Linked DNA regions of Homo sapiens: region 1 is linked to region 2. A link is a contact called in ENCODE POLR2A ChIA-PET data. All regions are on one chromosome and are shown on one strand. The core of a region is the stretch at or near the end of the contact, and the rest is flanking DNA. Distances in the headings are between cores, read along the strand shown.

The links. ChIA-PET counts read pairs that join two places held with the same protein, here RNA polymerase II (POLR2A).
Region 1: POLR2A ChIA-PET joins it to region 2 with 39 read pairs in PC-3. The contact joins two enhancer-like sites. POLR2A ChIA-PET finds 5 or more read pairs at or near these places in 3 of 52 experiments (AG04450, PC-3 and WTC11).

Annotation. Positions count from the first base shown.
Region 1 is chr10:95,399,680-95,404,290 of GRCh38, forward strand. The region is part of intron 11 of SORBS1 (sorbin and SH3 domain containing 1); the gene reads right to left. Among named protein-coding and RNA genes, the nearest start is that of PDLIM1, 110 kb to the left of the region's middle. Within about 2 kb of position 1,293, at least 3 of the 41 ENCODE cell types and tissues checked have a DNase peak (open chromatin) inside an H3K27ac peak, as active enhancers do.
Region 2 is chr10:95,323,953-95,328,914 of GRCh38, forward strand. All of the region lies in intron 30 of SORBS1 (sorbin and SH3 domain containing 1), which reads right to left. Among named protein-coding and RNA genes, the nearest start is that of PDLIM1, 35 kb to the left of the region's middle. RefSeq lists enhancers at 500-794, 554-1,055. Within about 2 kb of position 3,604, at least 12 of the 41 ENCODE cell types and tissues checked have a DNase peak (open chromatin) inside an H3K27ac peak, as active enhancers do.

The DNA.
Region 1 (4,611 bases), core at 43-2,542, 73 kb after region 2:
ATCCAAAAACAGGGATAACACTTCTATTGGCAAGCTCACAGCAATGTGGTGAGAGGACTTATCAGGATAACTTATGCCAAAGTGTTCAGGAAGCTGTACATTGCTAAGTATACATTATAGATTATTTTTGTTCAAGACTGGAAGATATAGAGCACTAACAAAGATACCACATATGACCTAAGATTATAAAATTACTTAATAGAATCTGGCTTCCAAGCTATGACATTTATTTATTGGGCAGACATTGTGCTCTGCCTTGTGGACATGAAGGTGAGCATTCCAGAATCTTAGCCTTCAGGGAGCTTACAGTCTAGTGGGCAGAAAAACCAAGTGAGCCAGCAATGAGAATGCAGGGTGACAAAGGCCGATTCTCAGAAGAGAAGCCAATCAGACTCACAGGAAGCGAAGGGTGCTCCAGAGGAACAGCTTAAATAAATGCTTGGGGGCCTCTGGACTACTGAGCTAATTATGTGCCAAGCAATGCAATAAACTCTTCATTTACGTTCTCTCATTTTATCCTCCCAAAGATCTATGAGGAAGAAACTATTATCACCTTTTTTTTTTAATAGTTAAAGGATCAATACACAGAGAAGTTAAAGTACCCTGCCTGCGGCCACACAACCAGCTCATAGCCAAGCTGTGATGTGGCCTAATGTCCACCTGACTCTAGCAGTCCTCTCTGAACCACATCCTGTCTTGCCTCTTTCAAAGATGGTACCAAGGTTTCAAGTCTGGAAGCCTGGCCTAAGCCAAATGGAGAAGTTAGAATTGGGTTAGGAATGGGAGGGAGAAATGGCTGCTTCCATATGGACTATGGTAACTTTGAGAAGACAGCAAGATACTCAAGTAGGAATGCCCTAGAGATCCCTAGAGGAACTATGAAGGGGCCCAGGTGAGACACCCTAACAGGAGTGCAACTTTGGAGGCATCAGCCCAAAAGTGATGGCTGACGCCAGGGAGATGGCAGAGCTCAGTGGTGGACAGAAGCAAGGCCAGAGTAAAGCGCTAAAGTCATGCATGGAAGGGCACCACAGTTATAGCTGCAAGGCAAAAGAATCCCCAAAGTGATGCAAAGTAATCCGAGGGACAGGAGATGAACCAGAAAAGTACACAAGGTGCCACTGAACCAGGGAAGACAGAACTCCAAGAAGTGGGTGGTTAAATGTCTCAAAAGAAAAAAAAAAAAAAACCCCAGAAATTGAAGCAGAGGAGGAGGCGGCATTAGATTAGGCAAGAGAGAAGTCACAGGAACACTCTGAGGGAGCAACTTCAGGAGGGCAGTGGGGGTGGGTGCCAGATTGCACAGAGGGTTGAAGGTGTAAGCAGGAAGTTGGGGGAGTGAGTGGGGAGTTCAGCACAGAGGAAGGAATGTACTAGATGGTAATTCAAGAGGTCAAAGGATTAGGGACAAAAAGGTTTAAGCTGGCTGGGTGCCGTGGCTCATGCCTCTCAACATATCAGGAGGCTGAGGCAGGAGGATTGCTTGAACCTAGGAGTTCAAGACCAGCCTGGGCAACATAGCGAGACCCCATCGCTACAAAAAATTAAAAAATTAGCCAGGCACATGCCTGTTGCTTCAGCTCTTGGGAGGCTAAGTTGGGAGGATCTCCTGAGCCTGGGAGTTCGAAGCTACAGTAAGCCATGATCATGCCACTACACTCCAGCCTCAGCAATAAAGCAAGACTCTGTCTCAAAAAAAAAAAAAAAAAAAAAGTTTAGGCCAAGGGAGCCTAAAATCCTGTCAGTGAGAATGAGGCCCATGAGGTAAGGATGAAGGGCATCAAGATGTGCTGTGGCAATTAGTAATTGCTCAGTTAAAACCTGCTTATTGATTGACTATGGACAGGTTCTCGTCTTTAAGAAAGGAACAGGTGCAGACTGCTGGCTGGGGGACTACACTCGGGTGAAAAGGAAGAATGTGAGGACACATGCAAAGTTGTGACAAAGTCAGAGATGTCTGTAAGTGGAGGAGACGCTGTAGAAGTGGGGGAAACAATGACTCCAGCATGCTCAGGTTTTACAACTTTCATTCTCCTCCATGGGGTCGTGACTGCCCACATCCAAATGATTTCAAGGCTTGGTAAGTGCTTCAGAAAGCCTGATCCCTGGCATCATCACCATCAATGTCAAAGGATGTTAAGAACAGATTGGCTTTATGGAATGAGTTCTCATGCTCCCAGAAAATTGCAATGCAAGGCCAAGGATTTGGCAGGAAGCCTGGAAGTGTAGAGGGATTTTGAGTTACCCAAGTCTACCCTTAATGTGGCTCTGCTGAACATTCTCCTCCCACCTGGAAAGGCCTTCTGTTGAATGTGAGCAGAAAGGAGCAGATGAGGCTGAGTTCAAGCTCAGTCTTACATGGTGCTTTAAGATCATGGTGAGGATCACAGACATGCCATACTCAGGGTCAAGGCAGGTGACTCTAACAACAATCACACTTGACTGAAAAAATCAGGCTGATAGTCCATGGATTTCTCCTAAAGCTGCCAGTGTCCTTTTGATCTACAAAATTTAGCCCTGAATTGTTTTACTTGAAAGCTTGTGGTCATGTGACTCATCACTGAGTGGATTTCAATATACAGAGAGCCCCTGAAGAAAAAGTGTCACTTTACATAATGAAAACCCAAAGTGACACTTAACTGTACCATGCAGGTGACAGGGCCAGGTATTGACATCCATATTACAATGAGGGCTTGCTATTTTCTCAGTAGGAAAATGCTGATCCTTCACATGACATCCTGGGGGCATTTCCTCTTAGTCTTTTTTTTTTTTTTTTCTAATTACACAGGGTCTTATTCTCTTACCCAGGCTGAAGTGCAGTGGCATGATCATGGCTCACTGCAGCCTTGACCTCCCTGAGCTCAGGTGATCCTCCCACCTTTGCCTCCCAAGTAGCTGGGACTACAGGTGTGCGCCACCACATCTGGCTAGTTTTTTTGTATTTCTGTGGAAATGGGATTTTGCCATATTGCCCAAGCTGGTCTCAAACTCCTGGGCTCAAGGAATCTGCCCACCTCTGCCTCCCAACTGCCTGCCTCTGCCTCCCAAAGTGTTGGGATTACAGGTGTGAGTCACTGCGCCTGGCCCCAGCTAATTTTTTGTATTTTTTTTTTATAGAGACGGGGTTTCACCATGTTGCCCAGGCTGGTCTCAAAGTCCTGAGCTCAAGCAATCTGCCCATCTTGGCCTTCCAAAATGTTGGGATTACAAGTGTGAGCCACTGCAAATCTAGCCTCCTTCTAGTTTTATACTGTGCTTTAAAATGGAAGGTTCTGGGCCACTAAATAAATGACAATATTGATAACCTCAGATGGGGCCTCTGTTTGAAGGAGGTGGGATAGCTTCCCTTTTCTTCACACTGAGAGCTGGTGACTGAGGATTACAGCAATGCTCACACTTCTCTGCAGAAGAACGATGGCCTCTCTACACCCTATGCCAGCCTCTCTCTCCCAGCCCTTATCTTATTATCCCATCCATCTCCCCAAGGGGACTGAGAGGTACCTGAGAACACCATGTAGGCTTCATTCCCAGATGACTCTCCCTGAACATCAAGCCTCATGGAGACTCAACAAAAATCTGCTACAGAGAGGGAGGCTGGCAGCCCTGGAGTCCCGTCCCCACAGGTGATGGCTAAGCCTTACTTGCTCTAAGAGACTAGAGAGTGCCAACCCAGCCAGCCCTCTCTCTTTCAGGAGCTCCTGAACAAAGCTGTACTACTTCTTTTAAAGCATAAACTAATATTTAGTGAGCACCTACTTTAGGCCCCACTCTATCAAACATCATCAGCAGATCTGTCCCAAAACTCAGAGAAAGCGATAGCATCAGTCTTATTTTAGAGCCAAGGAATAAGCCTGAGCTGCCAGCACGGTGGAGCCACCCTCATTTGTTTTTTTTTTTTTTTGAGACAGAGTCTTACTCTGTCACCAGGCTGGAGTGCAGTGGCACGATCTCAGCTCACTGCAACCTTCGCCTCCCTGTTTCAAGCGATTCTCCTGCCTCAGCCTCCCAAGTAGCTGGGACTACAGGCACGTGCCACCATGTCCAGCTAATTTTTGTATTTTTAGTAGAGACGGGTTTTCACCATGTTGGCCAGGATGGTCTCCATCTCTTGACGTTGTGATCCACCTGCCTCAGCCTCCCTAAGTGCTGGGATTACAGGCATGAACCACTGCGTCCGGCCCACCCTCAAATTTTTACATGTCTTTTCTCAATGCACAAAACATCCTCCCCATTCCTGTCACAATAACACCTCCTCCAGGCTGGGGCAAGGATTACCACCCTTGTTTCCCATATGAGGAAACTGGCTTAGAGGGATGAAGTCACTCACACAGAAACACACAGCTCCAAGAAGAAGGAGCTAGGACCAAACTCTGCATCTCCTAACGTATGGCTGGAGGCCTTTTTTATCTATTCTACCCTTCTTTCAAATTCCCACCAACAGGAAGGAGCCCACAGGAGCCACCTTTTTTTTTCAGAGCCACCACTCTTAGCAACCTCGGCTGGGGCCAGAGAATGAGGTGGGCTGGAGAGTGGCAGCTGGAGGAGGGACAGCCAAGGACACCTTGAGGTCAACCACAGCCTGTCTTGGTCTCAGAGCCAAGTCCTGATAAG
Region 2 (4,962 bases), core at 2,354-4,853:
CAAAGCAAGACCCTGTCTCAAAAATAAAAAAATAAAGCAATAGGCCACAACTCCAGGGCCTTCTAGATGGGCGCTTAGAAATCTTTTGTGCATGACCCACTTGTTTCACAGAGAGACATAGAAAAAGTGGGAGCCTCCCCTGAGGTCACACATCAAGTCAGTGGTAGGCTTTTCTCCTGGCTTCATCTATTGTCCCAACTGACCTTGTCTTTTATCCTCAGACCATCTTCTGCCTTATCAAGTGTGCTCACTGACCTCATCTTCAGTGACTCCCTCAGAAACCCTGGAGTCAGGCAGGACAGGGTTTATCATTGTTTTCTTAAAAAACCCAGGAAGCTGATGCTCAGAGGGGTTTCATGCATTCCTCAACATCACACAGCCAGTAAGAGGTAAAGTGGCTCAGCTGCTCTTTCCGCTCCACCAGACCACCCTCTCCTGTTCACCTCCCCTGGAAATGTCCTCAACCGTTAGCAAGCCCTGCAGGACTAACTTCCGTTGCAGGCATCATTTCAATACCCCTGTCCTTTTGGGAAGCCTCCTCAAGTTCTCCAAAAACCTTCTAAACTGCAACCACTCAAACCAGTCACCTTGCACTCTGACAGGAGTAAAAGAAGAGGCGGAACTAAATGAGCCACGTCATGCTTCTTCTACAATGACTCTGGACGTTAGGTCTTTGCCGGGTGACTGGGAGCCGACCTTGTATGGCTCCAACACCACCCACCCTCCACTCACTGCCTCTGGATTAAGGTGTCCGTATCACAAAGGAAAGAAATGGACATTTCCAAGTACCTTCTATGTGGGCTTTCAGAAGAATGAAACGTCTGAAATGTCACCTTGAGTGGGTGACAATGACATGCAGATTTTAACATGACAGAAGGGAGAACTTCCAAACAATCCAACAATACAAGGGGCTGCCTCAAGTGGAAATGAGTTGGCTGCCTTGGCAGCTGTTTAAGCTGAGGCTGCTGTGGACTATGACTAACTGGGATATTGTAGAGCCATCCTTCTTAGACTTTAATGTATATAGCTATTATTTGGGATCCTGTTAAAATGTGGACTCTGACTTGATACACCTGGGCTGTATTGTGAAATTCTGCATTTCTACTTGGTAGTGCTGACACTGCTGGTTCACAGACCAACTGTAGGCGGCAAGGGTGCAGAGGACCTCAACTGCCCTACACTGAGATTCTTTGGCTATAGTATGCCAAGACCGGTGGTCTGGGTCACACCTCATGAAAACAAAAGTTCTCATAAAAAACAAAATATTTCCAAATTCCAGCTGGTGGCCTCATGACCTCAGGTCAAATGCGGTATAAAGAGAGGATGTAGACAATCTCTTGGCAAGATCTCCATAGTTTACAGAAACCTAGCCTCCTTCCACTCAACTTCATTCATCCCAAAGGAGTGACTGGAATCAATTATCTAGCAAACAATTTGGTGCTGAAAAGAGGATCAGTGAATCAAATATAGTAAGAAGAACCTGATATTTTACAAGCATATATAGATCCATTACATATCTGACTTTTGTACTAACCCTCTGACTTGAGGAGTGCAGAATAAGGAATTTAAGGCTCAGAGGAGTTCCATCCCAGGCACTACTTCTTTTTTTTTCTTTTTTTTTTTTTTTTTTTGAGACGGAGTCTTGCTCTGTTGCCCAGGCGCAATCTGGGCTCACTGCAACCTCTGTTTCCCAGGTTCAAGCAATTCTCCTGCCTCAGCCTCCCAAGTAGCTGGGATTACAGGCGTGGGCCACCATGTCCAGCTTTTTTTTTTTGTACTTTTAGTAGAGATGGGGTTTCACCATGTTGGTCAGGCTGGTTTCAAACTCCTGACCTCAAATGATCTGCCCACCTTGGCCTCCCAAAGTGCTGGGATTACAGGCGTGAGCCACTGTGCCCGACCCCACTTCTATACTCTTGTCCTTTTGGGAAGCATCTTCAAGTTCTCCAAACCCCTTCTAAACTGCAATCACTCAAATCAGTCACCTCGGACTCTGACAGGGGTAAAGGAAGAGACAAAACGAAAGAGGCCATTTCATGCTTCTTCTACAATGTCTCAGGATGTTGGGCCTTTGCCAGGTGGCTGGGACCTGACCTTGTGAAGTTTGTACAAGGTAGTGTGAAAGCTGAGCCCTTTGACATCTAATCTCCATATACTACCTGCCACCTCCCTCTTGGATCATGATTAGATTGCTTGTGTAACTATGACAGCAACACCCAATTTCTGCCTTGTCTGAAAACAGGCACTATCTATCATTTCTCTTCTTGAATACTTTTTACTCTAGGTGTTCAAAGACATTTCCTTATGTAAAAGATACGGTGTACGGTAATAGCGTCCAATCATTAATTGTGAACTATAGTACCGGAAGGGACATTGATGGTCCACCTTGTACCTTCCTTGGTCTCAGGCCATGCCCAAAGCTAAGGATAATCATCATCATAGCTTTAACATCTGTATAGTACAAACTTAACCCCATTCCTGAGAGGTAGGGATGACTGGGTGCCTCACTTAGCGTTTGTTGAATAAATGAAGGAAGAAGGCAAGATAAACATTTATTCTATTAGTTAAGACTCAATTTCTCTCTGTTTAGATTTAAGTGAAATAGCTCATATAACTGAAATGTAAACCAGTTTTTTTCAGGGGACGGAGACATGGCATGGGGGTACACCCTCAGTGGAAATGGAAACCATTACTATCTATCACAAGAATTAGCCCTTCATTTTGAAGGCTGTTTATCCTCAGGTTTTTTTTCCCCTCTAGTTATGTTTTCTTTTCCTGTCCCCATTTTCTAACCACTTTACAGCTTTGTACAGTGCTTCTTCTGGACCTATCCTGTCCAAGATTGTAGCCAGCAGCCACAGGTGGCTGTTGGACACTTGAGATGTGGCAAGTATGAAGTGAAATGTGTTATGTGTAAAAATATACACTGGATTTCAAAAACTTAGTACAAAATAAAGAATGTAAAATCTCAGTAATAATTTTTAGATATACTGGGTTACAATATATTATTAAAATTTCAGTTGTTCCATTTTACTGTGTGTACTAGAACATTTTAAAATCACACATGTGGCTTACATTATATTTCTACTAGACAATGCCTCTCTGAGCCCTCCCCAGGTACTCAGCATCTGCCCTTATTTAAGCCTAAGAGAAGATACAAGTTCTAACAAGGACTTCATCTAGTGTTAAGAATAAAAAAGAATAAAGTTAAGACTAAAAAAAAAATGCTAAGGACATTTCCAACTCTGGTGACGGCATTCCAGTTTTTCACGTGTTTACAAAAACAACCAGCCCAGCGCATGCATACACACATACACACACACACACACACTGCACTCCCCTCCTTTCCCCCATTAATAGGAAGCAGGTGACAGTCCTTGATCCAGAAAGTGCTTTCTTCTGTATTTGTACACAAGTCGCCTCTCCTGGCCTGGAGCTTGCTTCATTCTCCTCAAGTGGGTGACCCTGCATGCGTCCTTGCTGTTGCCCTTCTACTTTCAGTTCACAGAAATCCCCCAGAAATCAGATCTTAGCCTCCCTGGAGCTGTTAATCCCTCTGGATCCACAGAACACCTGGCGCTACTGTGGAGTTACTAAGCATCCGCTTCCAGCTTTGGGTGTGTGCCAAAGCCTTGTGGGCCCAAATAGATTGCACACAGGCTACAGAACAGCAGGAAGTCCTGAAGATGTGGACAGGACAGAGAAACTCTACTTCTCCCTGGCCCCAAATCCCCTCTAGAAACAGCACGAGGCTCTGCTGCTCCCCTAACCTGCCTGAGTCTCACAGAGATGGCACTCCTCTAGTCATCTCACATCCCAAGTCTTCTCAGACCCCACCCCACCTTTCTGGTGACCTACCCTGACCTCCCAGCGGGACAGTGAGAAAATCCAGGTTCCAGGCCATGCTCTGTACTAACTGATTGTCTTGTGAACAAAATGCTTAACGTCTTAGGACTTCAAGTTCTAAAATACATAAGAGGATTGGACATAATTTACATAAATGTCTTTTTGGCTTTAATGCTCTATGATTGCAATGTGCCTGTCCCATGGGTTAAGAAGTAGGACTGGGTAGGGGCTGACTTGGCTTAAGGGAGGCAGCACTCTACTCATTGCTTACTGAAGACTGGGAGGAGGAAGGCTTTCGACTGCAGCCTCCAGATATGGATGGAGTGCTCACTTCTGGAAGTATCCCAAGCGACTGCCCCAAAATAGTGATAGATTTGCACCTACTGGAACATCATGGGCAAACTCTTCCAGAGGAGTAGAAAGGCCCGAATGAGTCAGTCTCCTGGGTTTGAGCTCCAGGAAACCACCAGAGCACCCTCAAAACAGTCTCTGACTCCACTGAGTTATCTTATTGAGTTTACTGAGAAAAAGATCACAGCTTAAATATAAAACTAATTACAAACAACTAGTTCAATTGCTTACCATCTAGATTTTATCTCCTTGCAAGTCACTCACTAGACAACACATTAACTTTGTTGTAATTTGAATCTGATTACAACACTAAACTTAAATGCTCAGTAAATACTCAACCAATGCTCAGCCTTCTCTTCATAGACTATCATACAGTCTTCTCTTCCTTTCATAAGACAGTTGGGGGGTAATGGCAGATACATATTCAAGTGTGAAGAAACCAAAGGCTTTCCAAGAATAGCTTATGCCTTTATACTGAAGGTAGAATAAACTAATTTGGGGAGCACAAATTCCAGATTTTCTAAATTCTCGATTTGTGTAACCCAAAGTAAAATGATTTTCCCATCATTCTCTATTTTCTTCTCTTCCCATCCTCCCCACCCACCATTTTTCTCTCTTAGGTGGAACAGGGTAAGGTGGATAAAGTAAACTACTTTTGTTTCATTTCCCTGGTACCTCGACATCACACAACAGGTATTTATGGTCCCGTTACAGGCTGCGCTAGCTGCTTTCATCTCTATTATATTTCATTTAATTCTCATAGCA